Regions from separate parts of the Mus musculus genome. Here all the other regions are linked to region 2. The links are chromatin loops, found by intact Hi-C in ENCODE. Cell type or tissue: left cerebral cortex. All regions are shown on one strand. Links, peaks and the distances in the headings refer to the core of each region. The heading gives the core; the rest is flanking DNA. Region 1 overlaps Aak1 (AP2 associated kinase 1). Region 2 holds the start of Aak1 (AP2 associated kinase 1). Region 3 overlaps Aak1 (AP2 associated kinase 1). Region 4 overlaps Aak1 (AP2 associated kinase 1).

Region 1 (7,814 bases), core at 146-5,145, 150 kb before region 2:
CGGTACGCTACTGTGCCTAGCTTCTAGCCTTTCTTCCATCACTAATCCAGCGCAACACACAGCTCTCCACACTTCCGCAGGCAAGTGGAAGCAGTGTCTGTGAGAAGCCATGAGTGCACACCTGGGTTTGCTGCAACTCTTTCCTCAGTGGATGCCTCATGGAGTCAGGGTTTATTCTAAGGCAGTAAAAATAAAGGACATGAAAACCACTAGGAATGGTCAGAGCCGTCCAGATATAAAAACACACTCCTGAACACGCAGCCAGTCACCTGTCTGCTCTACTGGAACATCTGAAAGGCACAGATCATTTAAAGATTTGCAAGGACAACTGACCAACTCTTTTCCATTCTCAGTTTACTTCCGGGTCTCAGGTCTGTACCCACTTAAGAGGCAGTAGAGGTGTATGGGAAGGGTTTGGGAGAAATAACAGGCAAACTTAGCTTGTGGCTTGGGCTCCTGATTAATGAATTTCACAACAATGGTACCCAGGCAGGAGTCCCCGTGGCTGGACCTCTGAAGATTCTCTTCCCCTGTTGCCAGGGAAACACAAAGACTGATGACTTTTTTGGCTGGAAGGAGAAGGTGTTGAGATATAGAGACCTGGAATTCAGTATTAAGCCCAGACTAATCTCTTAACTTGTGGCAATCCTCCTGCCTCAGCTTCCCAAGTGCTAGGATTACATTCATTAGGTATCTACCATGTCCAGTTTTAGGAAATTGATTTTTTCAAAACCAGGTAAATGGAATTTAAAAAATTCACTCTGACACCTCAGTCAGTTCCAGCAGGATTGCCCCAAATTGTCCAACAACTTCAATTCTACCATGAGAAGAAAAAAAAAAAATCTAATAAAGCCAAGGTTCAAGTCAGGTCAACAGGCAAATGCAAGAAAAACGAGTGATTCGCTAATGGAGGTAGGCATGGTGGTTTCACTCAAAGGACAAGAGTTTCTCATATGCATGAGCATACAAGCGTCCACACTAGTCTAAATGTAGACCGTGGGAGGCAGAATGCTGCTCCCATCTGTGTGTTCCTTTACTCGACACAGAGTCTGACCCACAGTATGCACCCAGACACTTGTGCACAGGGCCAGCTTGGCTCCTACAGACTTGGTGACAGATCCCAGAGTGCTTTGCGAGGTGCTGGCTCCATAGGAATGAATGATGAGTAGCTAAAAGATTAACTTCTTCAGATGTGCAGTAGGTTTGTATTGCTCTTCTTTCTAGAAACTTCTCTGTTCCAAGAGTATTGATGAGTCCTGGAGGGATCAATCTTAATTCTTCAATACAAGTGACTCCAACAGGAGCTGTAGGAATTCAAAGTCATGGTATAATATAGCCCCTGTTAACTAGGGGTAAAATATTCCTGGATTAAAAAGGTTTCTGGGCAGAAAAAAAAGAAAAATCAGAGTTCTGAGCGCGGTGGAAGGCCTCTATGAAGGTGACACAACCATCTACAAGCCTGGGTATGAATATAAACCAAAGCAGTACATGTGACATAAGGAGCTTCTGCCAGGTCTCGTGGCAACTTGGCTAGTTGCCTTGAAGTGATTCTGCTCTGAGGCAGGGAACTGCATGGTCACAGTGGGTGGGATTTGCTCCTTGAAAGGCCAGCCAGGAGTGGTGTGGTGGGTGCTGGTGGGGTGGGTGGAGGCAGGCCTCAGGCTCGTCTCTGCTCCTAGGGTTTCTGTTTGCCTGCTTTTGAAGGAAAGGGGGCTAAAGCAAAAGGATCAGCAGTGGCCAGCTCTGTAGTCCTGGAGGACAGGGATGTGACAGACACAGAGCCAGCTAGCAGCTGCTTATTGCTTTGTGAAACAATCTTGTAGGCAGCAATGGGCTGGGCTTCTGCACTTAGCTCATCTTCTGGGCTATAGTGTCGAGAATATTTGGATAAAGCCTGGGGGTGGAATGGCTTGCCAGCTGCTGGGCCTGAGAAGGCTTCTTTCTGGGGCTGCAGTCCTCTGTTTCTGTCAACAGGATGGCCCCCAGAGCTCATAGGAGACCCCCTGGGAGAGTTGCCATCAAAATGGTCTGCCACCTGGACAGAGTGGGAGGGGAGACCAGCCTGCGGTGCAAAGCCAGTCATAGGATACTGCGCCTGTGCAGGGGTGTAAATGGCTCTATCTCGGCCTGCAAGTAGGGGCCCTTCGTTGGACTGACTGAGGTTTGCCTGCATCGGCAAATCCTGTGAGGAGCCCTGCACAGCCAGGAACTCCTCCATGCTCCTCTTCTTGGTAAAAGGAGCTCTGGAGAACACATCTACTTCATCCATCTGGGAAGGCGCTACGCTGCCCTTGGAAACAAAAGGGGCTTTGGAGAAAATGTCCACGTCGTCTGCTGGAACCAGAGAGCTCCTGAAGGGGGCTGTGGCAAAGACATCAGGCTCCCCAAGATCGTCTGAGGCTCGCTGGTTGATTGGCAAGAACTGGCTCTTTTTCCCGCCTTGTCCCCTTTCTTCTGGCTCAGTGCACACTCCAGATTCAGAGAACAGGGCGGCTTCTCCCAGCTTCTCCTGGAGAGGCCGGCAGTTCTCGTCCTCCTCTTCAGACTCCAGGAGAGGCCGAGACCCACTGCAGTCCAGCATGTCCCCCTCCAGGTCAGTCCCCTCCTCCTCACTGCTGTGGAAGGAGCTGTTGCTGGAAGGACCCTCTCGGGCCAGAGAATCAGATGCTAAGGTGTTCTGAGTCTTTGTGCCAGGAGCTCTGCAGGGATCTGGGTAGAGGGGAAGGCCTTTGGTGCCCATGGATTCTTTAAAGTGCTCTACAGTAATTACAGGACAAGGACTGGGATCTCTCTGGAGACCTAGAAAAGCATAAAATTCAGAATTAATGTGGATGCTGGTCCAGAGCTTTTTGGAACATTTAATGTTCAACGGAGCAGACACATCGTGGAACCAAAGGATGGATGTTGACAATGGAAAAACAGAAAAATAAACAAGTCAAGCAAGGTAAATGCACACAGACTGAAGAGCAAGCATCACCTCACACTTTGGATCATGATAAGACACAATGGGCAGGGAAGGTGAATGTGTTAGGCACACCGACACTCAGAGCAACGAGGCAACACTCCTAACTGCAGGCCAGGCACAGACACCTGCTCTACCTGGCTCAGAGGCAAATGAAAGCAGCCCAGTCATTCTTCTCCACGCACACCAGACAGACTTGGGCTATGGAGAACCACTGTCTGGGGAGGAACTTAACTCGGCATCTTGCATGTGCTCCACGTGCAGAGGGGCAGACCCGCTGACAAGCGGAGTTCGGCTGCCAGTAAGTGCACGCTTTCTTGATGACATACTGCAAATGGTACTCACAGAGCAAGTGATGCCCCATGCAAATACTGAGGGTACTTTCCAAGTCATACTAGATGATATCAACTTTGGCTGGAGTTGCCCTACAATTTTGTTTTTAGTGTCCCAGGTTAGCAAAGTTCTCTTTAATGAGCCCACCATTGACTTCTTTAAGCAGAACTACTAGCAAACTCCAGATCCTAGCACAAGTGCTGATGTAGGTAGAGGTGCCTCTGGGCGCACTGGCTTTTAAAATCAAATAGACAATTATCAGAATGCAACAGAGCTTACCTTCCAAGACATATTAGCAGGTTAGAAGTATGTCATTGGGCACATGTTAGCAGGAGGGTAGGAAAAAGGCATATGTAACTAAGCAAGAAGAATCCAGAGAAAGGGTGGGTGGGGTGGGGGTGGGGACAAAATATATTTCTTTATGGGCTCAAAAAAGAAATACCACCAGAATGTCCCAACCCACGAGGATATTAGCTTTTGGCTATTCCCTCCCCACCAGGCCCTCTCCCCCACCCTCCTCCACCCCAGTGAATAGCTAGCCAGACAGGAATTCCTCCCATACTCTGTGGGCTTGAACTAAGCACACAGAGCACAGAGGAAGGGGCTACACAGCCGGGCTTATAGGGAAACCAGTTACTTATTGAGGAATTGCGCTGTCAAGAACTCGGGGGAGGGGGGCACCTAACATTTTTTTTTTTTAAATCCTGCAACTTTGTAAAAGCAGCCCTTTATTTTAAACAGTTGGCGATAAATACATTTCAGGTCCCCCCTCCCATTTTTATTTCTACACTCAAATTATAAGTTGAATTCTATATGGTACAGTGTGGCTTTTTGAGTGACATTTGATGATGTGGCTTTCCTTACGTTGTGACTCTGCTGAGCGCACTGAAGTGCTGATACGGAAACCAGTAGGAAATAAAGACTTCCTGTCCCCTCACAGTGTATATGGACACAATTCTAATTTATCAGGCAAGAGAACTGAGGTTAGATTTATCTCAGAGATGCCCAGGTGACAAATTCTGAGGAAACTAAAATGACAGATGGGTAGGTGGAACTACTAACTTTCAAAATAAAACTCACAAAGAAATGTTCAGAGGATCCTAAGAGTCCATAGGCCACCCTCCTTACAGGTCAGCCTCAGTTGTTAAATTAAGTTACACTTCTTCTCCTTCCCACAACCACCTGAATGCTGGTGCTTCTAAGCTGGCTATGGAGCAGAGCAAAGTATCCTTTAGCACAGAGAGACAGAACGTTGGGTCAAGTCAGTGACTGAACCTGGGATTGTATGGACTGATCATCAAATGACAGTTTTCACTGCAGTCAGTGGCTTGAGGGAACTGAAATTGGATTCATTCAAACCGAATTACATATAGACTGCAAAAGGCAGCTATCGACCTGGAGACCCAGGGCCCAATGCTGTCAATGCCTATGGGGCAGCGAGGGAAAACTCCCTCATCCATAATGGGACATGAAGAACATGGCCATCCCATGCAAACTACTCTGTCAAGTAGCAAGAAGGCTTTGAGTCATGAACCCAGGAGAAAACCCACCAACTCAGGGCATCTTCTCTGGCTTTTGAAATGAATAGTAAGATATTTTATATTTAAAATACCAACAGCTTTAAAAAGTTCAAAATCAGCTGGGTAGAGTGATTCATTCCTTTTATCTAGCACTTGGAATATCAAGGCAGATCTGTGAGTTTAAGGCTAGCCTGATCTATACAGAAAGTTCCAGGCCAGCCAGGGCTATAGAGTGAGAACCTGGCTCAAAAAACCAAAATCAACAACAACAACAAAATGTGGAGTCATCATAAAACACCATAGCATCAAGTCTGAAGGGAAAACTAGACTCTTGTTATTCAAAAGAAGTTTCGAAGCAATTTCCTCAGTCTCACTGACCGGAAAATGTCTCTGATGGGGCTTCTTGAAAAGCCTGTCTCTCAACATTTCTTGTAGATGCAGTGTGACTGAGGCAGAGTAACCAGGCCTAGCATTTTGAAGGCCAAAGAAATACCCTATGGGGAACCTGGACATCTATGACTCCAGAGAATTCTGGTGGTGTTAACCAGGCAAACAACAGAATTCAGGGGAAAGGCATGCATATAAAATCCTACTGACAGCTAAGGGTTTGACTGCTGTTCACCTTTTTGGTGAAAGTGCTTTTATAAGTATTTTTAGGGTGAATACTCTTTGCAGTCGAAACGGCCTTGAGCCAATGGCACACTACTGCTGAAGGAGCCTAGCTTCTAGGAAGGATCCACCCAATTTACCCTCAAGCCATGGTCAAGTTCTTTTAGTTACCAATGGCAGTCACAGCAGATACCTTGTAACCAAAGAACAAAAACAAAACAACAAAAACTCTCGCCTTTTCTCCTAGCCCAGGACCTGGCCTTAAAGGGTACAAGGCTTTTGTTCATCCTGAGGCATTCTCTTGTAACTCCCTCAAGCTGGGTCCTTTCTCCTTTTGTTTTCAAAACATCTAGGAATAACCCCATCTGAGTTATACAGGTTTCAGCATGAGCTCCCACATCCTCACCACTCCCTGCACTCTCCCAGAGACCAGAGACTAGTGTGGCATTCCTGAAGATGCCTGACCCCAGGCATACTATGTGATTGGCGCTGAGGTCATTAGAGTGTTCCCTAAAGAAGCAAAATCTAAGATTTAAAAAAAAAGCTTATTACTGTGTGCATGCACAACATGTGCCACAGTGTCCAAGCAGCGGTGACAGGACAGTTCTCTACCTCTGCCCCATGGCGCTGCTAACTCGGTTCATTAGGCTTTTACCCAATGAGTCATCTGGCTGGCCCCAAACCTGAGATTTAAAATTTCCGGCTGGCTACTCTGTAGTGTGTGTTAGAACTTTATTGTCTCTACACTCTTAACTGTAGAACCCGTCAGGGAACACCAACAACAAAGTCTTGCCAAAGTCTAAAGCAATGGCTTGGGTATTAAGATTAAGAAGCAAAATGTGCCAACAAGGTGCGTGGCCTCCGCTGAAACTCAGTGTCTTAGAATACAGGCTGAGCGGCCTGGGATTCCTACAACCTTTGGTGTTCACTGGAACCCCAGCACTTGGTACTCCCTTATGCGAGGCAATTGTGAGAAAGCTCAGAGCAGGATGCCAGGAGCAATTAAAGAGAGCTATTTCTCCCAGGGCGTAAATACATTCTTGGATCCTCATGTTTAAATCAATTGGCCTGGGTGTGTATTAAAGACTAAATTAGAGGAGAGCAGTTGCTAATTGGTACCACTCTGTCACCTAAGTATGGTCCTGGCTAACATGTGTTGGTAGGTCTCTCACTCCTGACCGTGATGGGCTTCACTCCCCAGGGTAGTCATAACTCACTGAACCTCAGGACATCTTGCACAGCTGCTCACACTTTTGTCCACTGGTATTTGCAGTCTTTAAGTAATGTGCTCAAGTCCTTTCGTAGGAATAGAAAAGCTACCTTAAGCTATTTACACATCTGAACATCATGCACTTTTTGAACAGATAAAAGCTTTATTCCTCTGTATGTTTACATAAGAAATTTGTTTACAGACTTATTTTATACAATACTTGCAAAGCAGTATTCATTTTTCACATTTTACTGCACAAGATAGCTTCATTACATCACTTTGCTTAGCTTCCCTGGGGAAGACAAGTTAAAGACCTAAGGTAAGAATCCATCCATGTGATAAAGGCTTGAACAACAGGGCAGAGGAGAATACCCACAGATAGTGAATTCAGGACACTGCAGCATAGTGAGAAGCAACGAAGGACTTCCCTCCTACCAACCTTTGGGAACTCTGCGTAAGGTGACATTACCCAGGCAGCCAACAGGCCTCAACCCTCCTCTTTAGAGAAAGGAAACCCAGGGGAAACTACATAGGATATCTCTGTTAAAGACTTTGAAATGGAGGCCAACTGGGACTCATTCAGTTCACAAAAGCCAAGGACATCCAACTTGGTAACCATTATTATCATGGAAAGAAACGGTCTAATTTTGCACTGGTAAAATGGTCTCTAGAGAGGGCTATGAATCAGCTTGCAGTATCTGAAGTGTCTCACTCAACAACCTCACTGTAACCCTTACGTCAGCAGCCTCTCAACTGCTGAAGTGTTCTGGGCGATGCTGTCATTCCCTAGACTCTCCATGTCAGGGGCAGCAGACTGTGATCAACTTACAGAGCAGGAAGGTAGAGACTGTCAGATGCCTGCCAGAGAAGCCTTGGCACAGTGACTTTAGCTTGGCCCAAGGGGTCTACAGCATTCTTTTTTTCAGCTGAGCATGGACCCCCAGCCCCATCTCCAAGGTCTCCTTACTCCCACAGTACTGCTGAAGACAGAACTGATCGCCTGGGGGAAGGCTATGTTGGTCTGCATCAAAATAAACTTATCAGGAGGAGCATAGGAAATGAGAATTGCAAACCACAAAGACATCAAATTTTCAATGATCAATAATCTAAGTTCTAGAATTCTGATCTGATCAGGAAGAGCCAAGTCCAACACAAAATGTAAGTGACAACCTCTTTCAGG
Region 2 (7,814 bases), core at 1,202-6,201:
AGAAAGACTGCTGCTGTTGCTGGAGATGGCAGCCTTGCATTCCCCTCTTCTCCAGCACCTGATGCCTGGAGTTCTGGCAGTCTCTTACTATGAAGCACAGACCAATACCCACACTGGGGAAAAGGAAATTGTGAACAGGATGTGGTGATAATCAGGTCTGCATTTGAAAACTCCCACTATGACCACCCTATGGCCTGGCCAGTGCCTGGGGTACTTGGTATAGAACTCTTATCACAGCAACTCTAGCTGGAACTGGTGGACAGATAAGAACCTGAGGATTTGGAGAAGAGGAGACAGGGAAGGGTACTGCTACCCACACAGTACTGCAAAGAGCATCTGACTCAGCCCTGTCCCAGTCAAACCAGCCTTCACCTGCTCCCCACTCACCTTTAACTCTAAACACGCTGTCACTGGGTAAATAACAGCTACCATGTATCGAAGTAATCACTTTGAAAGTGATAAATTCCTTATATACACTGTCATACTAAGTCCTCAAATACCTCAGGGCAGTGGAACTCGGACTTTAGCTTAAGTCAGATTCTGCCCAGAACTTGTTAAACTTCCACACCTACAACCTACAGAGTAAGGTGTGAGAAAGATCTTCAATTCTAACAAGCGCTCCTGTGGAATATCTTCATCTAAGTTGCGTAACTGTTTAAAAAAAAGGGGGGAGAGGAGAGGAGAGGAGAGGAGAGGAGAGGAGAGGAGAGGAGAGGAGAGGAGAGGAAAGGGAGAAGAAAGAAAGAAAGAAAGAAAGAAAGAAAGAAAGAAAGAAAGAAAGAAAGAAAGAAAGAAAGAAAGAGAGAGAAAAGAAAAGAAAAATATAAAGAAGAGAAAAAAGAAACAAACAAAAGATTCAGAGGGGACCAACAAAACGGTTCACCAAGAAAAGGCACTTGTCACAAAAGTCTGACAATCTGATTCTAGACCCCAAAACACATGTAAAGGTAGAAGAGGCAAGCTAACATCACACTGCTGCCTTCTGACTTCTGCACTCTGTGACACATGCACACACATTCTTGTGTGCAGCATACATGCACAACAATAGTAGTAATAATATAATAGATGCTTTTTAAAACAGGTCCAGGAAATGGTGAGCTATCTTAGAGAAAACATACACACACGATGTAAAAAGGTTTAACAACAAAAACAAATCCAAAAATTGACCCTAAATCTGTCCGACTATAGGATCTGTGGCCATAAGCACACTACTATATGTACAAATGAATTTATTTTCTTCCTACACTGACTAGCAGTTCCCTAAAGGCAGACATCACGGCTGGAGATGTAGCTACCTGGCTACCTTGCACAACACAAGCATGATCTCAGCACCTCAATGAAACCCACTGGCTAATTTTAAAAGGCACGCATCACACTTTAGAGTTTCTATCTCTCACCCCTTTTAAACCTTAGCAGTGTCTTTGAACTCAGTAGTGCCACATAAATACTGACTCCTACATAGTCACGTACTTCAAAGGCCACAACTGAAGCTCAATCATAGCCAAAAAATTTGCCAGACCAAATTTTAAATGCTACACTCATGCACAGCCTCAGCCCGTGCTGTTACCACACTCGCTCATTCCACAAAACGTGTCTTAGCTCCCTAACACTGAGGGGCCCTAAGGACAAGATTTGTAGCAACTGATCCGTAGGTTACTCTTACGGTGACACTATCACTAACTGTCCATTTTCTATCTCTTCAAACAGCTCTGAAATGCTAACATCTAGTTAAACATCATGTCCCCAGAGCCTAGCACAGAACTGGCCACATCACAAGCACTCTGTGACTGTTGGCTGAATGAATAAACGAATGAATCAACAGATCCAAGCCCAAAGTTCTACTTTTTAAAATATCAGAATGCACAATGTGCAGCTCTCAGGATGAATTCCAGGGAAGCCTAGAAAACAAAGGCTGATTCTGTGTTTTCTCTTTCCCACCACTCTTCCAGACTCAGAGAATAAGCAAAGCTTAGGGCAACACGTGATGAGAAAACATCCTAGCTGAAAAAAATGTTCCTGGGCTCTGAGGCCATCCTCCTGATCTCATCTCCTTCCTCATTCTCTCTCTCTCTCACCCCCCTCTCCCTCCCCACCCCCCACTGTAGTCAAGGACTTTGGCTACAGGATAAGAGTCAGCTCAGATTCCAAGGTACAGATCTGGCAGCAGACATAGCAGCATCTCCCACCCTGCACCAGAATCCTCAAGGAAAGGTTCAGAAAGGATTGTAACTCAGGCCCAGATTAAGTCCAGTCGGAACAATACTAAGAATGGAAAATAAAAAATAAAAAAAGCAGCAGTAATTTACAAGGAAATTATCAGATATCTCTTCAAAATTGTGCTTTTTAAGTATAGGCTTCAATGTATCCTCAGAAACTGGGCCTTGCCAAATCCAGTACTTACACAAACTAAGTCTAACACAGCTTTGGCCTCTTCCCACCCACCCGTCCACCACCCTACAAGACTCACCATGACAGGCAGTTCCTAGGCCCAGGTAGAGGTCCTTCCTTCAACCTCAGCTTGCAAAAGCCTCCTTTTCGAAGGGGCTGCTTAGCTCTCATTCCTCCTTCCCTCGCTGATAGACTAGCCTCTACCACCATGCTGCCTTCACTGAGGCCTCCCCCAGACCCAAGCCTTGGCAGGCTGTAACGCAACCTACAGCAGACTGGTCCTATCCAATTAGTTTAAATTGCTTCATGCCAAGGAAATTGCTGCTTTTATTAAAAATAAAAGCACAGTAAGCAGGCAATGAGCTGTGAAAAGTATCAGTCTGGCATAATTACGAAGGTCGAGGTTAAGGTTACCCAAGAAACACTCAAGATTTTCCCTAAAGCCTGGGGCAGAAAAATATGTATCTGCAGGAGCACAGATAGACCAACGAGCACACACCGAGAGAAACCACACAGCATCCTCTCCAACTGAGAGAACACTAAACCAGAGCCAATCCTAAGTCATTCTTAATAGAAACTAAAAGGAGAAAAGAGGCCTAGGCGTCTGAGTTCAAAACCATCTCATTCGCTTATGATTTTATCTTAGCCACATCCTGGGGACCTCACTGCAGTTGGGTAAAGAAACAAACCTAACCAAAACACCAAAAAATGCATTCCTGTCCCCAGAGAAATCCTCTTTGGCTACCTACTTAAAGAAATAGGAAAGTTAGGTGGGAGAAGCCCCCCTCTCCTTTAAGATCTCTCCCCATCCCCACCCTTCAGCCTCCGCATCAGAATTTAAAGTTTCAGGGAAATGGCAAGACCACCACCCTGCATTTCACTTATACTTCACACATAGGATCCGAATAATTCGGTCAAAGGAAGAGATTTCTCCACGCGCTCCCCCCACCCACCCAAATGAAAGGCCACTGAGGTAAACTATTTGGGCAATACTGCCCCCCCAAGCCCTGTCAATTCCCAGTCTGAGTTTTAATTCTCTCAAGGACAATGACTCGCAAGGAAAGTGCAGAGGGGGAAGGGAGGGTCAGTTGGTCAAAACCCATTCATACAACTAGAAACCAGAGTCTTGCCACATCAGCACACGAGATTAATTCACCGCGCACTGGCTTCCCAACATACCTTCCGCCAACACCTCGTCCACGGTGACCTGCTGCCTCCCGATGCCGAAGACCCTTCCGATGTAACCACTGCCCAGGCCTGAGCTGCTGCCCCCTCCTCCGCTGGAGCCTGAACCCAGGCCAGAGCTCCCCTGCTCCCGCCTGGAGTCGAAAAACTTCTTCATCTTTCCAATATGAAATGCCAAGGCAAAATGCCGATGGTTTCTAGGTTCGTATTTGTTGTAAAGAAAAGAGATCTAAGGATTTCTTCTCCGGTTTCAGCCCTGAGCAGAGCCCCGGGAATCCGGCCGTGGGGTGGGGGCTGAGGGACGGCGCCTGCAGGAATAGACTGTCAATCGCGCGGCGGGTCCCCTCCTCCTCGGGGAGCGATCGTTTAAGTTTAAACCTGCGATGACAGAGGCAGAGAGAGGATGAATCAGTAACACACTCCAGAGCCTAACTGCCGGGTCCTAGGGAAAGCACAGGCCGTCATCCAGAGGAAACGCTGCGTGCATTTTCTTCGGGAAAGCCCTGGAAACGCACCGGACCCCTGCCCGGACCCCCGCCCCGGGCCCCGGACACCCACTAGCGGCCGCTCGGCGGCGAGCCCAGCTACCAGCCCCGCGACATGGCCACGGCCGCCGGCCTGCGACACGAAGGAGGCGGCGCTGCCGCAGAGCCGGGGCCGCTTCGGCGCCCGCCCGCCCGCCAGCTGATCCCCGAGCGCCGCGCTGAGGCCGCCCCTCCCCCGCGCGCGCGCCCGTCGGCTCCGACCACCCACCCGGAAGTGACCTGCCACCGGAAGTGCTTCTCAGGGCCGCACAGCCCCTTCTCAGGGGCCGTCTCAGGTGCACCAGCTATAGCTACAGAGCGAAAGAAACCGATGGCAAGAAGGGAACCAGAGCAGTGGAACTCGGGACAGAGACACTTGGAAGAGAGCGTTGCCGTAGTCCTGCCGCTGAGCACCCTGGGAAGAGTAGTTCGGGGTAATCTGGCATCTGGACTACAATTCCCAAGATGCCCCGGGAGCGAGCGCACCTTCGGACGCCGTCTCCAGGGACTGGAGATGATAGTGGAGTGGTGCAGAAGTGAGGCTTCGGGTATTTAAGTACATCTGCTAAAGTCACCAGAGACTAGTTTTCCAGCTGCACGTCCCACTCTCTGTAGCCATTTTATCTATGGCTTGGCCTCATGGACAGAGGCACTCTGGGAATTGTGGTTTCACAGGAGTCCGGACTGACACCTGAAGGACGCGGTTTAGCTGCCTCGCCCCAGTTGGGTTTGGGAGTTCCCCGACGTCATGGGAGCGGAGGTACTGAAGGCTTGGGGGCTGGGGAGAAGTGGGTATGATGCCAGCAGGGAGCCGAGCGGAATCTCGGTGCTGAAGGAAACAAAGCAGGTGTCTTCCGGTCCCCGACCACGATGAGAACTGAGAAGCCTGAGGGTCGAAGAAGGAACTGCGGGAGATCCAGTACACGGAGCATCTAGGGACCAGGCTACATCCATCCTTGGGCTCCACCCCAAACCATGGCCCTCTGCCGACCCAGATTTGCCTGGTCCTTACCAGATATATTCACGCCTTTAAAGGGAACTTTAGACACACCTACTGCTTTCTCTTCAGAATCTTTCGCAAGAAGATGCTGTGTTTACTAAGGATCGCTTGGGTGCGGATAGAGTACAGGGCTGTGTGATTGGCACCTGTCAAATGCTAAGGATTTGGAAAGGAATTGAGATCTCTCCTCCTAGATTGCTTCACAGAAGATGTTGTTGTCGTGCCAAATCCCTGCCTCCCCTGCCCTCTCCCCCAAGAAATACATGGTTTTTTCTCTTTTTTGAGTATAGGTTATTTTTCCACCAGCTCCCCACACTTCTTAAAGATGCAACTACCCTCTTGCAGTTCATCCCAGAATTTCTACTTCAGGCACTTGAGGAAGATCTAGAAGGGGGCCCCCAGGAAATAAAAAAAGATGGGTCTTGCTGGGCAGTGGTGGCTCACGTCTTTAATCCCAGCACTTGGGAGGCAGAAGCAGGCAGATTTCTGATTTCGAGGACAACCTGGGTTACAGAATGAGTTCCAGGGCAGCCAGGGCTATGCAGAGAAACCCTGTCTTGAAAAATAGAACAAAAAAAGATGGCTCTTGGTTAATCTGAATATTGAGTCCGGCTGTGCTGGCGGTGGCTATTGCGGTTTCTTATTTCATGTGGTACCATAGTCATATAACTCTCCGGAGAGAGATAGCATCTTAACTTCCGGAGAGAGCCAGTATTGCCACCTCAGTTCACACAATCCTACAGCCACCTTAAGGGTGAGACTCAGCACCTGCGGAACATCTTCCTAACTCAGCCCAGGGTGTGTTCTCCTCGCCTTCCTTAAAAGGCTTGATTTCTGTTACAGAAGCTTAGTGTGTGTCTTAAAATAGATGGGAAATCTTAGTGGGCTTACAGCCCCTCATCTTTCTCAGCACCATTAATTTTGACCGACCTTTAAAGAGTCTGTTAGTCTGTCCATCGAGCCCTGGTGCCTTATCGGGTTTTAATTTTCTCCACTCTCCTGGTACAGACCAGGTTTGCTCAAATCTCAAGCCTCACTTCAGACAGTCAAGGTTTTCCAGAAGGAGTAAGGCAGCCTACTCCCACTGAGTAACATGCTTTTAGTAGGCACTCAGCCTGAGTGAAAGACCACTGTTTAACAGAAGGGGACTGCAGCAATCATTCCTATACATTGATTGACTGGTGTGTATGCGCGAGTGGGGTGGGGGTGGGGGGATGAAAATGGCTGTCATACTTTGTAACTTGCCTGGCCTGGAACTCTCTTTGTAAATCAGGCTGCCTCAAACTCATAGGAACCTGCCTGCCTCTGCCTCCCAAATGCTGGAACACACTGGTTGGTTGGTTGGTTTGTTTTTAAAGTATAGCTTGATCACAATCTGACAGAAATAACTAAGTGACTAATAGGAGACTAAATCTATTGTTTTCATCCTTTCAAGGACTAATATTAATAGCAATTATTACTCAGGTTTTCTAGTTTTGTATATATTATATTATTTAATCCTCACTGTCACCTATGAAACAGAGTACTTTTTTGGGGGGGGGGTTGGTTTTTTTCTTTTTTTTTTTTTTTTTTTTTTTTTCTTTTTTTGGTTTAGGGAGTCTCTGTATATCCCTGGCTATCTGTCCTGGAACTCACTTTGTAGACCAGGATGGCCTCGAACTCAGAAATCCGCCTGCCTTTGCCTCCCAAGTACTGGGATTAAAGGCATGTGCTCCCACCGCCTGGCTATAGAGTACTATTTTTAAGATCATTTTAAAGGTGAAGAACTGAATCACAAGGTAGATAATAAGCCCAGAATCACACTGGCAGCAGCTAGCAACACCAGGATTCAAGCCCAAACACTTTGGCTTCTGAGCTCAAACTTAACCTGTCTACTTAGGAGGAAGAAACTGACTAAAAGCCTTAAGCACAAGTAGGAATCTATGTGGCTCTCTAGAGCTTTGACCATAGAACACTAGATCTTGATACCCATTAACCACAAAACCAGAGCTCACTAGTTCTCAAGAACAAGATACTCTCAAATGAGTCATTCTGCAAACTTAACACACTTTCTATAACACGTCCGACCGTGCCTTGGGTCCCTGTCCAGCATTTCATCTTTGCAATGAAGTGTCTCAGAGTCAAGGGGCTGTCTTCTCTTTACCTCCTTAGGCATCCAACACGGTCTTTGTGTAGAGTGGATTCTTACCAGTACATGTGTGCACTAAATAGTTGCCTTTAGCTACTACAGAAGAATAATCTGAAGTGAAAAACTAAATCAGGTGAGCTTGAAATGAGTCTGGGAGGCACTAGATATGTCCCACTTGCTCTGCAACTCTGTGTCAGGTACTGCCTAAACACTTAACAGGGCATCCTGTTCAGCCCTCACAGCTACAGTGTCTGGAGAATTGATACTGTTGGCTGTATCAACGGAGATTAGATTCTGTTACACTGATACCTTCCATTTCGAATGAATTCTGGAGATGTGAGAAGTGGCTGGTGGACGTGTTTGTCTTCTAAAGTTTGGAGGGAATTATTTGCCCTGTGGTGTTGCTAAATCGGGCATTGTAAACTCTGATATGGAAATGAAATGATGCACTTTGTAATAGTTAGGTTTTTACTGCTGTGATAAAACACTGTGACCAAAAGCAACTTGGGGAGGAAAGGATTTCTTTCAGCTCACAACTCTCCAGGTCACACACCATCACTGAGGGGACCCAGGGCAGGAACCTGAGGGT
Region 3 (7,814 bases), core at 2,498-7,497, 150 kb before region 2:
TCAGCTCTAGGGCTGACCCCATCTGATGCCAAGCCTGCCTGTTTTCTTGGTGTTCTCCATCTCCTCTGCCTCTTACACCCTTTCAGCTTTGCAGGTTGCCTGAGAGAGTTGATGGAGAGGTCCTACTTAGGGCTGAGTGTTTCAAGGTCTGTCATTCTCTGCATATTGTTTGGCTGTTAGTGGAATGTTTAGAGTCATTTTTATTGCTATATTCTTTTAGTTCAACAGTAGTTCTTGGTTTTACCCTAGGTCCCTGGGCTATCGAGTCTCAGATTCTTAGTTACCTAAGCACTGTTAGGTATGTTCTGGAATGGACCTTCAGTCAAATCAGATATAGGCTGGTTACTCCCACAAGCTTTGTGCCACCATTGCACTAACATATCTCGCAGGCAGGACACCATTGTAGATCAAAGGGTTAGTGGCTGGGTTGGTGCTTACCGTTCTCCTTTGGCAGCATGCAGAGTATCTTCCTGTGTCAAAGATGCTAGCACGTAGGGATGAAGGCTCTAGGCACCAACTTGACTTCTCTATGTTCAGTGAGTTGTGTGGGCATTGTCTTCAGCAATAGGGCCTTCCAAGTTTGTGGAAAGCATTCTATCCTATAGTCTTGGCAACCACCTGGGTTGTTTGTGGGTTCCTGTGGGGCCCCTTTGGCCAAAAACTCAACTAGATGTAGCCCATTTGGGGTACTGGAAACTTCATTTGGTGACAAGAGATATCCAGCTGGGACTCTCCTATTATTTGGAGATTTCATTTCGATCGCCTTCATCTGTGTATATATTTTAGGAAGCTTCTACTCTATTAGGTTTCCATACAAGCTCAAATGGCTCTTGATTTTTAGCTCCCCCTCCTGTATCCCCTCCCTTGTTTCCCTCTCATCTTCCCCTCTCAACCTGATTCTCCTGTTCCAGAGATCCACCTGCCTTTGCCTCCCCAGTGCTGGGACTAATGGAGTGTGTCACCATGCCCTATAAGAGCACTGATATTTACAATATGTCCTATGTATTTTACAACTCAAATTATTCTGGCTTTAAGCTCGGAAGTTCTTCCAGGATAGATTTTGGGTCCCTCTTTGTTACTGTCTGGCACTAGTGGAAGATGCTTCTCCTGCCATCTTGTGTCTACTTCAGACCCTAGAATCCATGCTTCTCCTGAGAGACCTGACTCCCTTGAGAACAGTGTCTAGAAATCAGGGAGTTAGAGAGAACAATGCCTGCCACAGGTAGGACCAGAGTTTGGATCCTCAGCAACCTTGTCAAAAATAAGCTCACCTGTAAGCCCGGTGCTGAAGGAGGTAGAGATGAGAGGAGCTTGATGAATTCTCGACTTTCAGGTTCAGGGAGAGATTTGGTTAGTGTCTGTCAACTTGACTATATCTGGAATGAACTATAATCCAGAAATGGAGGGCACACCTGTGATCCAGACCTTGAGGCTGGAAGACACACACTTTTGATCCAGATCTTGAGGCACAGCGGCCATGAACAGTTTAGGCCCAGGCAAGGTGGTACATACTTTTAATCCCAGGAGACAGAGACAAGCAGATCTCTGAGTTCAAGGCCAGCCTAGGACAGAACAAGTTCCAAGTGAAGAACAGGTTAGTTCCAGGCATGGCGGTATACACCTTTAATCCTGTCCACACCTTCTTCTGGAAGCCTACATAAGGACAATGGGAAAAGGAAGGGCTCCTTGCTCTTACTTCCGGCACATCTGTTGGAACTTACTTCTTCAGGATCCCAGTTTACACAAAGACCAGCCAAAATACCTAGCCTCATAGGACTAAGCAGCTACTAGGGTCTTGGACTTCCCATTCACAGCTGCCCATTGTTGGGTTAGCTGGACTGCAGAGTGAAAGTCATTCCAATAATTTCCTTTAATATATAGAGACAGTCCATAAGTTCAGTGACTCTAGAGAACCCTGACTAAGACAACACCTTACACTGACCTCTGTCCTCCAAACGCAAGCACATCTGTGCACATGACACACAAGAATTCGTAAGTAACCAACAAACCAAGAGCTGCATGTCTGTGTGCTCCTTGTCCAGTCCCTCCATTCCATCCTATGCTCTCCCTGCAAATGTGAAAAAGGGAGTTCGGATCCCCAAAGGCCATGTGAATGCTATTGGGTGATGCAGCCAGCAGTCTGCAGAGACAGAGAATCCACCAAGCAAGCTGGCTAGCCGTATCAGCTGACTCTGGGTTTAATTGACAGACCTTGCCACAATGAATGAAGTGATGTTAAGATCCAGAAATCGGAAAAAAAAAAAATCCAAGCAGGCACAAGAGTCCAGCAAAGCAAGATTTTTATTTGAATTAGGCAGCAAAAACTGACCAATCAGGTACAATGTCACAGACTTGGGTGGCTGACTGAGTCTTTGAATGTTCATCTTAGGAAGTATTTAAACAGATGACCAATCAGGGCCACAGAACTCAGGAGCTGGATTGCCACCCTGAGCCAGAATATAGAGTTTTAAAGCCTCAAACCTACAAACATCTGTGCCAAGTGATCTCACCAGTCAGGAATCAGGGATGGGGGACTTCCTTAGGAACATGCCTTTGTCATTATCCTGTTTCCATTGGTTGGGTTAGTCAACTGTAGCAGGGTGACTTGCCTAGCATAACTGACCAAGCAGGATGTCAGTAACCCAAGGAGGTCTGGAGAACTTCAATTTTATTTGACCCCTATTCAAAATGGAGGTTTTGTTCAAAATGGCTTCAATTTGGTTCCTTCTTCCAGTAGAAGAGCAGCCAGGTCTCCACACACAAGTGTGCTGAGTTAGATACACACACACACACACACACACACACACACACACACACACACACAGTGGAGGGGTAGGGGAGGAGTAACATCCTCATCTTATCTGATAAATGCTTTAGCACATATGATAACATCTCCAGGGTTTTTTATTTTGTATAATGTGGATAGGTGTTATCTCCTCGTGAGTGCCAGAGTGCCAGTGCACGCGGTGACCAAGGAGGCTGGCAGGAGACATTGTCTCTTCTTACTCAGGGTTTCTATTCTTACACAAACATCATGACCAAGAAACAAGTTGGAGAGGAAAGGGTTTATTCAGCTTACACTTCCACATTGCTGTTCATCACCAAAGGAAGTCAAGACCAGAACTCAAGCAGAAGCTGATGTAGAGGCCATGGAGGGATGTTACTCACTGGCTTGCTTGCCCTGGCTTGCTTGCCCTGGCTTGCTCAGCTTGCTTTCTTATTGAACCCAGGACTACCAGCCCAGGGATGGCACCACCCACAATGGGCTGGGCCCTCCCCCCTTGGTCACTAATTGAGAAAATGCCTTATAGCTGGATCTCATGGAGGCATTTCCTCAAGAGAGGCTCCTTTCTCTGTGATAACTCCAGCTTGTGTCAAGTTGACATAAAACCAGCCAGTACAATCTCCTACGATAGTAGAGTTATAGATGTTTTTGAGCCACCATGTTGGCACTGTACACTGAACTCAGGCCCTCTGCAAGAACAGTTAGTGCTGAACTGTGGAGCCATCTCTCTAGCCCCCACTGTACCTACCAGGATCTAGGGATTAGGTCACACAGCATGTGCTGTGTGCTGAAGAGACTGTGGACTGCCTCTGGGCTAGGCTTAATTAAAGTACCTCAGGGAGCAGTGTTCTCTCCTTCTTCATGCTGCCTGCACACTTGTCAGTGGGGATTTTTAATAAGTATTTGTTGCAGTTTTCCTCTTAACCCAGCTAGCTCCCAAATAATTAAGGCTGGGTTATTACGTTTACTTAACAAGCTTCAAGGGCATAACAACTGAGCAGTGTTACTCTATTTAATCCTCTACAGTAATCTGACTACCTCCCAGTCAAAATACCAGTGATAGTTGCGTTTCAATACTGATCTGGCTCTCTGGGCTCTAGGTGGTTTCTCATGGTGTCTCCAGGACTCCCTTGCCAGGGCAAATCCTACCCCTTCCTATCTCCTCTTCCCTCCTCCCCTGGTTTGGAGGAAGTCCAGCTCTTTCTTCGCCTAATCAGTCACTGGGCAATCAGCTTCTTTACTGACTAATCAGGGAATAATTGGGGAGCAATGTTTTGCAACCAGATAAGGGGGCACAGAAATCAGCATTTGAATAATAATAGGATAATCTTTACTCAGTGCATAATATTTATGCCCACACAAACTGAAGCCCAGATTCTACAACTTGAATCTAAGGTGAACTCAAGGAAAAACACAAGGGAAGACAAGAATCTAGACAGACAAGCCTCAGCCATCTGGTATGGTTTTACCTGGCTTTTTCCATTGGGAGTCCTGTTCTTCGTAGAAAGCTCAGGGGGACTCTTTCTCCCAGAGAACCTGCAGAGTCTCAGGTAAAAAAGAAAGCAGTTTTGTCCGGGGCCGCAACCTTGAAACACTTAAGAACTTTGTTGTTGGTGTTTGTTTGTTTTCCAAACAAGATTTCTCCATGTATAGCCCTGGCTGTCCTGGAACACAGAGATCTGTCTCTGCCTTCCCAAGGGCTGAAGACCAAAGGTGTACATCCCCATCTCCAGTTAACACTTAAGAACATTTAAATCATACAAGTAGCCAGCTGTGGTGGGTGGCACATGGCTTTAATCTCAGGCAGAAGTAGACAGATTTCTGTCATTTGGGGCCAGCCTCATTTACATAGTGAGACCCTGTCTCCAAAAAATGCAAAATTAAAAACAAAACCATGGAACCAGGTGGAGGTTTATATTTAGATGGTAAAGTAAACTCGGAGGACTCAGGCCACTTTGGTCTCACTCATATGCATTACACCAGAACTCTGCAGGGCTTCCCGGTCTGCCAACACCATCTCTATGAACACAGTACATTGCCAGGTCTCCTGGAGTCCTGCTAAGTCAAGCTCAAGAAAGTTTAAATACCACCCTGACTGTCTGCTTCAAATTTGAAACTAGGTAGGTAGGTTTTCCCAAATGGCAGGGGGTTTGAAATGTCCTGGGTTCTTGTGGGCCTCTCCGTGTTGACACTGGCTTCTGTTCAGGAGGATCGGAATCCATCACAGGATCTGTGCTGGGGACAGGTACCTAGGGACCCTTTCATCCCCAGAAGATCCCACTTAAGAAAAAACACACAACTAAGTCTCTTAATTAGGTTCATTTTAATAAAGAGTATAGGAGTTTACAACCCAAACAATTATCCATAAAAACTATCAGATACATAAGATAAATCACACCGAGTGAACGACAGAAACCCAACAGCCTGCAATGAGAGGTATTACAGTAACTGCTAGGAATGACCTTCTGGTTTCCCCTCAAGATTGTTTGCATGTTAAGGATTCCTGAGGCCTGCTGACCTCAGCACTCCTTCCAGGCTGCTTAGAGCTCCTCACTCAATCAACTACAAATACTGCCAGCAGAGGGCGCTCATCTTCCCTCCTTGAAATACGCATGGTCCTTGGCCTCTGTTATTTGGTTTCTGTTCCCTAAAAATGACATCAAATGTTCCATTCAAAATAATGTCTTGCAGGTTTTGTGGTGCAGGTCACCACTGTCCTCCCAGGGCTACCCAGGCACCAAGAAGGTGCTTACTCGGGAAGGAGGCTGAAGCAATGGCTGGTCAATTCCCTCACCACAGACGCAAACAACTTCATTTCTAACTTTGGAGGTTTTGGCAAAGGGAACAGAGTTGCTTGTGCCAGCTGCCTGCGGTCCTGTCTTAGCCCTCTGCAGATGACTAAGCGGAGGGGCTGGAGCTAACACCGTGAAGGAAGCAGGAGGGTACATGTCTGCACACACAGGCGCTGAGAAACTCCTCACAAGAATCTTTGGTAGACTTGCAGAACACAGCAGGATCACCACTTCTGAAGGAAAGGATTTTACTGTCTCTCAAAGTGAAGGTGCTGGAGACTGGACAAGGGTTCTCACACAGTCTAAGCATGTGGTATCAGCCAACACTGACCTATCCTTGACTGGTGTTTAAAAATCCATTCTGAAATGCCAAAATTGACAAAAGGAATCTGATCCCTTTGATGTATATACGCATGGTTCTACCACAAGGCAGCACAGGCCATGCTCACTGGGCACTATCAAGTCAGAATTAATGGCGCACTTGCTGAAGCCAGAGACTGCTGAAATACACCTGACAAGACCTATGAAATTACAACTTACAGAGACTTTGGCCTACGTCACATGTAGTTAATATTTAGCCTGTGTGTGTGTATGTGTGTGTGTGTGTTGAGACAAGGTCTTGTTATGCAGCCCAGACACAGTCCTTGAATTTCTTTTTTTTTCGTTTTTTCGAGACAGGGTTTCTGGAACTCACTCTGTAGACCAAGCTGGCCTCAAACTCAGAAATCCGCCTGCCTCTGCATCCCAAGTGCTGGGATTAAAGGTGTAAGACACCACCGCCCGGCAACAGTCATTGAATTGAGAGTGAACCTCTCGCCCCATACAGGCATGTGTGTCCCCATGGCCAAAACTTGGCTATTTTTGCTATTCTAAGGCCCTTTCACATATGTGCTCGTTTTAGAGCCACATAGGATCAGGGAAAGAGCTGCCCCCCATCTCCAGAGGACGGCTGGGTTCCACCAACCCTCCCCTGTCCTCTATTCCATTTCACTGTTAGATTGTCAAGGTTGGCCTGAGTCCTAAACAGACATTTTACAGCAGTAGCAAGGGAAACAGCCATGAGTTAGTATGACTGTTGAGCACCCACTGATTGGTCTGGTCAGAATGGTCAGGGGAATGCTGGGGGAATAATTAAGGGAGAGCAGAAACAGGGCTAGGGAGCACGGAGATCTCTCAGGTACAGGGCAGAACCATCTATAACTGGACACTACTTTTTATTCTTAAACATTTTGAAAGCTTTTCTTTAATGAAATTTTTACTGAGTTTTCAAGTGTTCTGGTGGTTAAAACAAAACAAATATTGACAAAGGCTATGGTTCAAAAACTAAAAACTCAAAATGACATGATTCTACTTATAACCCTAGTGTTTCCTGGAGGCCTGGGAAATGGCAGCCATGAGAAGTGCCAGGTGCTCCTGCCTCTACCACTGCACTCCTGCAGACTACCTTTCACCATAACGACTTCGATGCTGAGAGAAATGCTGTGACTAGCAGCCATTTTGGAGTTGACTGGGATGTGTTCTAAAGTTTGAATGCCAAAGACACCACAGAGGGCACCATCTCTACATCTGAGGGACCCAAATGGACTCCACTGGAAGTTGTCCACTCACTGCTGGGGAGGGCACTGCAGCTCCTGGTCCCTGGTTTTCCACTTTACATTTCCTATTTGAAGTAATGCATATATCATACAATTTGATACATTTTTTGATTATTCTAATTTACAGAATAAAAATACAGAATTTCTTATCATCAGACCACTCTAATATTTCACGCACAATGAAGACTAGCTGAAAATACTGATAAGCACAGACTCCAACACATAAATATACAACAGGCTCTAAGGCAGCATTTTCTTAACCATTTAGAAGAACTCAGTTGCCAGATGAAACTGAGACATACCATGGGTTAGTGAGTAGAAGACTGTTACACACACACACACACACACACACACACGCACACGCACACACACGCACACATATGCACACACACTAGGGCATGTGCCAGTACATAGGTCTTCAACTCCACAAATAAGCCAGGACAAAACAGGCTGTATTAACTGAAATTTCCTTTTGAGCACCAACTTCTGCTCACTTTCTCTGGTGAGACTGATCACCATCACATGATGGAAGCATCTTGCACTGTTTCCCGGGACTTCAGTTTTATAAAACCCAGTGGTCACACGTGCTAACTAAGTGCTCTCCCACCTGACTATAAACCAAGCTGCTTTAAAGTTCGATAG
Region 4 (7,814 bases), core at 1,273-6,272, 66 kb before region 2:
CCTTAAAAGAATACTTGTAAGCAAACTCCAATACATGAGTATATATTGGTTAGCAAGTTCTTGCCAGAAAAGACCCAGAATTTCCATGTGGCTATTTCCCCCTACATAAAATAGACAAAGAAGGATTAAGTTCTCCATTCAAGAACACAGAGGTAATTAGCAAGAAATTCCACAAGACCCCTCATCTATTTGTGGTTTTCTTTGTAAACCAACTGTACACACATCACAATGGCCTTACAGCATCATGCACTCCCACAACCATCACAACAGGGAGCGGCTTCTGCAGATCGTTCTTTCCTCTTCTTCCTCAAACCCTGCAATGTGAGCTCTAGTTTCTCTGTACCTGAGCTTTGCTTGGCCTAAATAGAATCACACAGCTTAGACTCTCATGCCTGGCTTCTTTCCTACTGCATATTTCTAGATTCAGTCTCATTGTTACAGGTATCAGCAATTTTGGGCTTTTTTTTTTTTCAACTGTTTCATTGTACAGACGCCCATAGTTTACCCATCCACTATGGAAGGACATGCAAATGTCTCTAGCTTTGTGCTATTATAAATTAAACATCTGTACAGAAGGAAGGCCTTTTTCATATACGTAGTCATTCCTCAGCCACATGACAAGTTTAACCACCCTAATGGTCCCTCACAGTGATTATCAGCCATATGGAAGTTTTAATTCCATGTCCTCCTCAGCCCATGGTTACAGATCTTTTCATTGTAGCTATTCATTTTCATGTGTCCTCATCTGACTGTGATTTTCATTTGCATTTTCTAACATATCCTATATCACTGAAAGCCCTAACATGAGTTGCTTTCCTAATACTTTCCTGAGAAAGGCTTCAATCAGCACAGATTCAAGGAGGTGCTAAAGAAATTAATGACACAACGAGGTCCTCTACTTCTCAAATACATAAAGACACCAAAAGTGTCTAGCTCTCTGCTGGTAATGAGAATTTGTAATACAGGCATCCGTCTGATACAAGCTAGGACAGAACTGATGGCCCTGCTTCTGTGTTTGTAAGGCCAGTGAAGTACACAGGGCATGGATTACAGTCTCTCCACGTGGCTGGGAAAATTATATAATCTTGGAGCAAAATCTCTCAGTGCTCATACCAACAAAAGATCACAATGTCAAAGAGAAACTTTTCAAAGACAACAAAGAAAATCTTCCTGGGACTTCATCCTGACAGTCGACACCCATAAACAGTACTGCAGTGGAGGCAGGACCTCTACTGCCACTTCATCAGACACGGAATCATGGAAGGTGGCAGCAGCCTAGGATATCCTACTGCAGTGACCTGCACTCAGGGAGGAAAGGTAACAGACAGAGAGCCCTGAGGTTATCTGAGCAATGCTGGGTGCAACCGGGCAGGCATGAGAAGTGTGAACTGAGAAGCTGGACAGACGCCCATCCTGACTTTCAGACAGGGTTTTTTGAGTGGCTGCCAAAGAGGTTTTGCTGTTATTTTTAAGCAGGGCCAAAATTCTAGGCAATAAAAATCTGACATATGGCACCAGCTTATTTTTTGCACATAAAAAGAAACCTACCTTTCTAACCCAGATCCTATCTACACCTTTGAGAATGGCATTTACCTGCTTAAGATCAACAAGACAAAGGTCAAAGGAACAGGGATTCCAAAAGGAGGAATGGGTCCTGCAGGCCCATTCGGTACTCTTGGCTCTCAATGCAAGCATGCCTCCCTTTAAATAGCAGCAAACATCGTGAGTGTGCTTGGTGGGTGCAGCTCCTCTTTGAATTACCCAAGAGAGAATCAGGAAATAGGAGTCTTTGAAAGAGTCAGGAGGGGAGACCTAGCCGAGGTGGAAGTGCATCAGCTGAGGGCTTATGAAAGGGTGGCCTGGCCCACCACTGTTTCTCTGGCCTCCATTCCCTTAACTGCAGACATGGAGATCAAGGTCAATGTTTTATGCTGAGGTTCTACAGTGGACATGGGAAGGGAAATCTGACTGGATGCACACAGCATCCTTCCTAGCGTCAAGCAAAGCAGCTCAACCTTTCCCTATGTAAGAGTTCTACAAAAGATGCTAGGCAAAGATAGATAGATAGATAGATAGATAGATAGATAGATAGATAGATAGATAGATAGATAGATAGATAGATAGATAAAATATTGGTTGGGAGGACAAATAGGCTAAAAGGAGGGGAAAGTCTCCTAAATCCTAATCAAGTTGGGCTCCAGATTAAGACTGAGCTACATACCCTGTCATGCTTCTGTCTTCCTAAGAGTGTGAGAGGTAGGAAGCCCTGTATTAAAAACCCCACCTAACCGTTACCCATCGTGGCAGAGTCCTCTAGGCAAGCATACTTCATGTTCTGTCCACAGGGTTTCTGAGCCCACACAGGGATGACCAAGAAGCTAACAAACACCATCCACACTTGACTCACACTGAAGACAACTTTGCCAGAAGTTTCCAAAGAAGGAGTGATGATTTTTAAAGCTGTAGAACAGATGGCAAGAGCACAGCAAAGCCCGCCCAGGAGAAAAGGTCAGTGACGTGAGTGCCTGCACTGACTGCAGGGGAGACTTGGGCTTGTTTTTCTAAAGTCAGTCTCTCTCGCCTCAGCCTGAAATCACCATGTGCTAGGTCCTTCTGGGGAACATATCAAAGCAGTCTTTTCCCCAAGCAGAAAGAACACCCAGATGGGGACACTTGAGGTATTCAACTCCCTCTTCCCAGCAGGGCTGTGGGCACGGGGCCAGAGAATGGCAAGACTGTCAGGGGTTCAGAACCCAACCAAGCAACAGCCCAGGCAAACTACAGGATCGATGGAAACAAAATGCCTCTTCCTCTGTAGGCCTGCAGTGGTCAAGGAACATCTCCAGTTCAGGAAGCTCCCTTAGGGGGTTGAAAAAAATTCCTCCTCTAATACCACCTTTACCAAAGGCACCTGCCTGCTTAGAACAAAAAAAGAAGAGCTGAAGAAATCAAAGAATTCTGTGTGAGGATCCAAAATAAACTAGCCTGGCTTACCAGCAGCTAAGTATGATAGAGAGAGGGCCTTCCTTGTGCTACCTGGCTACACCTTCACTGCTCTGTTGTTATAAACTAGCTGTGTGGAAAATGTAAAAAGTGGTGAGGAGACACTGGTTCAGTCATATTCTCTGTTCACTAAAATCCACAGCTGCTTCTCCTGGTCAGAAGAACCATACTCTACTCTCCCACTGCAGCTAGGTGATCTGGAAACAGATACTGAATGTCATTCATCCGTCTGAAACTCCTTGCTAGCATCTCAGCCCTCCTTGAGAAAACACTGCCTGCTGCCTATGGCTGGAAGGCTCAAAGACATGTCCTAGCTTCTTCTAGATACTACAGCCTGCCAGTGCTTAGTCACATAGCCCTATCCCAGTAGGAGCCTCCCTGCTTCCACAGTGCTGTGCATACTTCAGCCTGCCTACAGTCTCTTTGCACATGCTTCTCTCTCGGCATCGTTAGTTCCTACTTACCCTTTAAGTTTCTAGAAGTTCTTTCCTTGACTTACCTCTCTGATTGTCCCTGGTACCAGTACCACGTTGTGGCCAGCATCTTTTTCTTTAGGATATAAGTGTAATTCAATACTTAGATGGGTAATTCCTGGTCTGATCCCTTCTTCCTCTGTACACTATAAACTGCCAAGAGCAGACATGACGACTGATTCACTGTGGCACCTTGTCACCAGCCCTGTGCCAGCCATACAGCAAGTGCTCACATACTCAGTCAGAAAACCTGTCTGCCTAGCACTGTAAAAGCTCCCAAATCAAAACAGCAACAACAGAATCTCTACCTAGTCCCAGCTTCCCACTCTCTCAGAATATAAAAAGGGATAGAAGGGCTAGACTCAAGAATGTCTGTTTTGTGAAAAGATGATAAAGTTTCCCAAAGAGGAAACAACTTCTCTGTCCATCCCAGCACCTTAGGACAGCATGGGACAAAGGTGTCTATACCCTTCTTGCTCAGGCAGTGAGCTCACAGTATGGCTCATAAAAACAGTAAGACACACTCATCCTTGTCTGTAAATGATCCCTTCTAACAAACAAAACAAAACAAAACAAACAACAAAAGAAACACAACAACAAAGCCCTTGTGCTGGAAATGAAAGCCCACTTCAGGTAAGGAAAAGAAATCATCAGCCCCGTGGTCAGTCCCTCGGCATCCTCAGCTCACGGAGAAAGAGTCATTCCACTGGCAAACACCTAGAAAGAAGCCAGAAGCCATGTCTACCCTTGGAAAGCAGATCTCCAAGCTCCAGCTCCACCAGGACCTGTGAACAGTTTCTTAAGGGCTCTGCAGAGATAAATCCTGTCTGGCACTATCTCTGCTACAACTGTTCATACTAGAACATATCAGCTTAACACCTTGCTTAAAGCTTTCTTAGCTTTCCACATTTACTGCAGCTCTAGAAAGACCACACACAATGGCATCAAAGGGATGTGACATAGAGCCCTTGAGTCCCTTCACCTAGTACTGCAGCCAACCTAGTCTGACCCTAACCTACACAGCCAATCAAGTGGGTTCACTAAGTTTTCACCATTCCACACCCTAGCCTTAGAATCGCTTCAGCTCCATCCCTCATGCTCCTCCCTTGGCTCCTGTTATATTTTTTCCTCCAGAAAAAAATGGGTCTTAAGTTTCTTTTCAAATATGCAAAGTTATCTAGTACCTTCTCTTAAGAGCATTAATGAAGCCCCCAAGCCACAGTCTAAATTCCTAAATGCAATAGCAGAATCTTTATATTTTTCTCATCTTAAAAAAAATTACTCCCTATCCCTCACCATCTGTGGCATGTGGGTGAGCTGGCCTGGAGGCTGTGAGAGTGGGAAAGCCAGCCCAGCACCTTGTCTGCCATGAGGTGGCATGGGAAAGACCCATCCCCATCTCACCCACACTCACCCAACACCTGCAGCAAGCTGGAGAGTAGGCCCTGAGGTCACGAAGTGAGGGAGCTGGCCCCACCTTTCACGGGGCAAAGTAGGAGTCTTGGCCCCAATGTTCAGGGCACAGGGAAGCTGATGTGCTAACCAACTCAGCTTCCACCCAGGCCCAGATTCAGTGCTCTGAGTTGGCCCACCCCAACATTCACCCCACCTTATAAACTGCTGGAGCTCATGAAGGGGCTGATCCAGTCCTATAGATTCAAAGCTGCAAGATCTCCATGACACAGGGCAACAACAGGATATCTAGAGGAGTCCTGGTGAGGATCCACTACTGACAGGGTAGCAGAAGCCAGAGGCCTTGAATCCGACCAACGAGTCAGTGCACTGAACAAATGCAAGTAAAGTTATTTGGGCAAAAGGGCACACTGTGACACACCAAGACACTACAGCTTCCACAAAAGGGCACACTGTGACACACCAAGACACTACAGCTTCCACAAAAGGGCACACTGTGACACACCAAGACACTACAGCTTCCACAAAAGGGCACACTGTGATACACCAAGACACTACAGCTTCCACAAAAGGGCACACAGTGACACACTAAGACACAACAGCTTCCACAGTGAGATATTTTTGTTTTGTTTCAGTTTGGTTTTTTTTCTTTTTGGGGGGAGGGAGTTTGCAAGGGCTTTTGCAAGATATGAAGATATGAAGGGATGGAAAGATGAGTGGGATTAGGGTGCATGGTGTGAAATTTACAAAGAATCAATAAAGTTTTTACAAATTAATTTTGTCTACCAGTGCCAAGGCATCTGTGTGGACAGAGGACAACTTGAGCGAATTGTTTCTTTCTCCTACCTTAGAGGTCCTATGATTGAACTCAGGTCATTAAACTTGGCAGCAAGCACCTTTACCCTCAGGACCATTGTCATATAGATTTTTTCCCCCTGGGGCTAGAAAGATGGCTCTGCTGTTAAGAGTACATACTATTCGTGCAGAGGAACAGAGTTGGGTTCCCAGAGCCCCTATCAGGAAGCTCATAACTGCCTGTAACTCTAGCTCTGGGTATGCAACGCCTCTGACCTCCTTGGGGACCTATACACAAAACACATGGCATAAACACACAAACACAGGATGGATGGATGGATGGATGGATGGATGGATGGATGGATAGATAGATAGATAGATAGATAGATAGATAGATAGATAGATAGATAGATCTAGATAGATAGATAGATAGATAGATAGATAGATAGATAGATAGATAGATAGATCTTAAAATAAACTAATGATAAGGAAAGCTGCAAAGACCATACTGCAAGCATTCACATATTCACCACTCACTGCCCACAGTCAGCACTCTGCTGACTCTTTGCCATCTACCATCTATCTGTGCCAACACAACTCCTGTTACTTACTTTGAAGTCAGTAAGACCTCAGGCACTTAACTCTACATGTTTCAGCACACATAGTTTTAATGTTCATGGGCCTATGATGGTTAATTTGGAGGTGTCAAACTTTTCTCTTTTTTTTCTTTCAATGCTGGGAATTGATCGAGTACCTCCAGCATGCTAAGAACACATTCTGCCACTGAGCTATGCTCCTGCCCCCTTCGGTGTCAGCTTGACAGGACTGGGATAAACAGGGCACTAGTAAAGTAAAGCCTGCCTGGGTATGTGTTTACAAAGAATATAGATGTGTAGAACAGTTAAACTGAGCAGGAAAGGTCAACACCAAATACAGGCACTGTCCAACAAGACTTTCAGTCTCCTGAGCCCCAAAGATGTTTCCTACTGTTGCTGCCCTTGACAACAAACGTCAGGTTTTTTAGCGTGAGTGGACTGCCCAGAAAACCTTGGACTAATGACTGCATTGCTGGCTGCTTCCCTCCACGCCCCCCACTAATAAGTTCGGGGCTTACAGGTTCTTTTGGGGATAGGAGATAACAAAGGTTTATTTACAGTGAAATATATGAGCTTTTGGGATACTATTTTATGGGGTCTGAGAAATGCAGACACACCCAGCTCAAGCTCCACCAACATATAAGAGTCTCTCACCATACAGAAAGTGTGGGCTCCCCTCCAGATAGTCCCACTCATTCTCTCCAGTGGTAACCAGTATTCTGATTTTCTAAATCTATCACTAGTTTTACTTACTTTACAACTTCACATAGAATCGAAAGTGAATCTTTTTTCTTTCTTATTTATTATCTATTTATTTATTTTGAGTCAGGGTATCAGTCTAGTCTGGGCTCGTCTCAAACTCTCAATCCTCCTGTCTCAGCCTCCCATGCACTAGGACTGCCAGGATTATAGGCCTGTGGTCTCATGCCGGATTGATTTCAGATCGTTAAGGATTTGAGTAGTTCTCCTCACCCAGCCACGGCTCCCAATATTCTCTTGTCCTCTGCCTTCTCGTCCCCACCCCTAAGCTTCTGCAATGATAATGATAATTCCCACTGGCTGGAAGATCCAGTTCCAATTTTCTGTTTGTAAAAGAAGTTTAAAACAACATTAAACAACACCTCCTCTATAAAATAGGACCTTTCTCTGCTAGTCACTCTAGTTTCCTCATTGCTGCACATTTTGGCTGATACCTCTGCTTTCAGTCAAAATGTGCTATGATGATCTAGAATACAGTAAAGCTAAGACCAAGAAGGAACTACTCTTTGAATGCTTTGAACCACAAAGGCAGTGTTGTAGCCTGTCTTCCAAGTGCAGTACCTGAAAAATAAATCACTAAAGAAAACAGAAAGGAGCCGGGCGTGGTGGTGCACGCCTTTAATCCCAGCACTCGGGAGGCAGAAGCAGGTGGATTTCTGAGTTCCTGGTCTACAGAATGAGTTCCAGAACAGCCAAGACTATACAGAGAAACCCTGTCTCAAAAAAACAAAAAGAAAGAAAGAAAGAGAGAGAGAGAGAGAGAGAGAGAGAGAGA

Evidence for each region. Peaks named below come from ENCODE experiments on the same cell type or tissue, not always from the same donor. Only the 100,000 strongest peaks of a DNase experiment are listed, where the experiment ranks them.
Region 1: a loop joins it to region 2, with 2.0 times the contacts of the local background. A loop is called at or near these places in 2 of 42 quality-filtered maps.
Region 3: it touches region 2 in a loop (3-fold over the local background); 2 of 42 quality-filtered maps call a loop at or near these places.
Region 4: a loop joins it to region 2, with 4 times the contacts of the local background. A loop is called at or near these places in 14 of 42 quality-filtered maps.

What each region holds. Positions count from the first base shown.
Region 1 is chr6:86,990,825-86,998,638 of GRCm38, reverse strand. It overlaps Aak1 (AP2 associated kinase 1), which reads right to left. Exons shown (of 16, transcript NM_001378654.1): 16 at 1-2,799. The coding sequence ends at 1,676. Among named protein-coding and RNA genes, the nearest start is that of Nfu1, 15 kb to the left of the region's middle. In left cerebral cortex, for the core only: no CTCF peak of the experiment used is centred there; DNase peaks (open chromatin) are centred at 1,042, 1,590, 1,811 and 2,413; H3K27ac peaks cover 2,373 bases.
Region 2 is chr6:86,845,969-86,853,782 of GRCm38, reverse strand. It overlaps Aak1 (AP2 associated kinase 1), which reads right to left and starts at 4,278. Exons shown (of 16, transcript NM_001378654.1): 1 at 3,568-4,278. The coding sequence starts at 3,730. It overlaps 2610306M01Rik (RIKEN cDNA 2610306M01 gene), which reads left to right and starts at 4,343. Exons shown (of 1, transcript NR_028298.1): 1 at 4,343-5,376. In left cerebral cortex, for the core only: a CTCF peak has its summit at 4,115; DNase peaks (open chromatin) are centred at 3,928, 4,372, 4,528, 4,764 and 2 more places; H3K4me3 peaks cover 4,379 bases; H3K27ac peaks cover 4,155 bases.
Region 3 is chr6:87,000,503-87,008,316 of GRCm38, reverse strand. It overlaps Aak1 (AP2 associated kinase 1), which reads right to left. Exons shown (of 16, transcript NM_001378654.1): 16 at 5,090-7,814. Among named protein-coding and RNA genes, the nearest start is that of Nfu1, 5.4 kb to the left of the region's middle. In left cerebral cortex, for the core only: a CTCF peak has its summit at 5,362 (motif pointing right); DNase peaks (open chromatin) are centred at 5,377 and 5,634; H3K27ac peaks cover 485 bases.
Region 4 is chr6:86,912,203-86,920,016 of GRCm38, reverse strand. All of the region lies in intron 1 of Aak1 (AP2 associated kinase 1), which reads right to left. Among named protein-coding and RNA genes, the nearest start is that of Aak1, 67 kb to the right of the region's middle. In left cerebral cortex, for the core only: no CTCF peak of the experiment used is centred there; DNase peaks (open chromatin) are centred at 3,388, 3,656, 4,316, 4,844 and 3 more places; H3K27ac peaks cover 3,885 bases.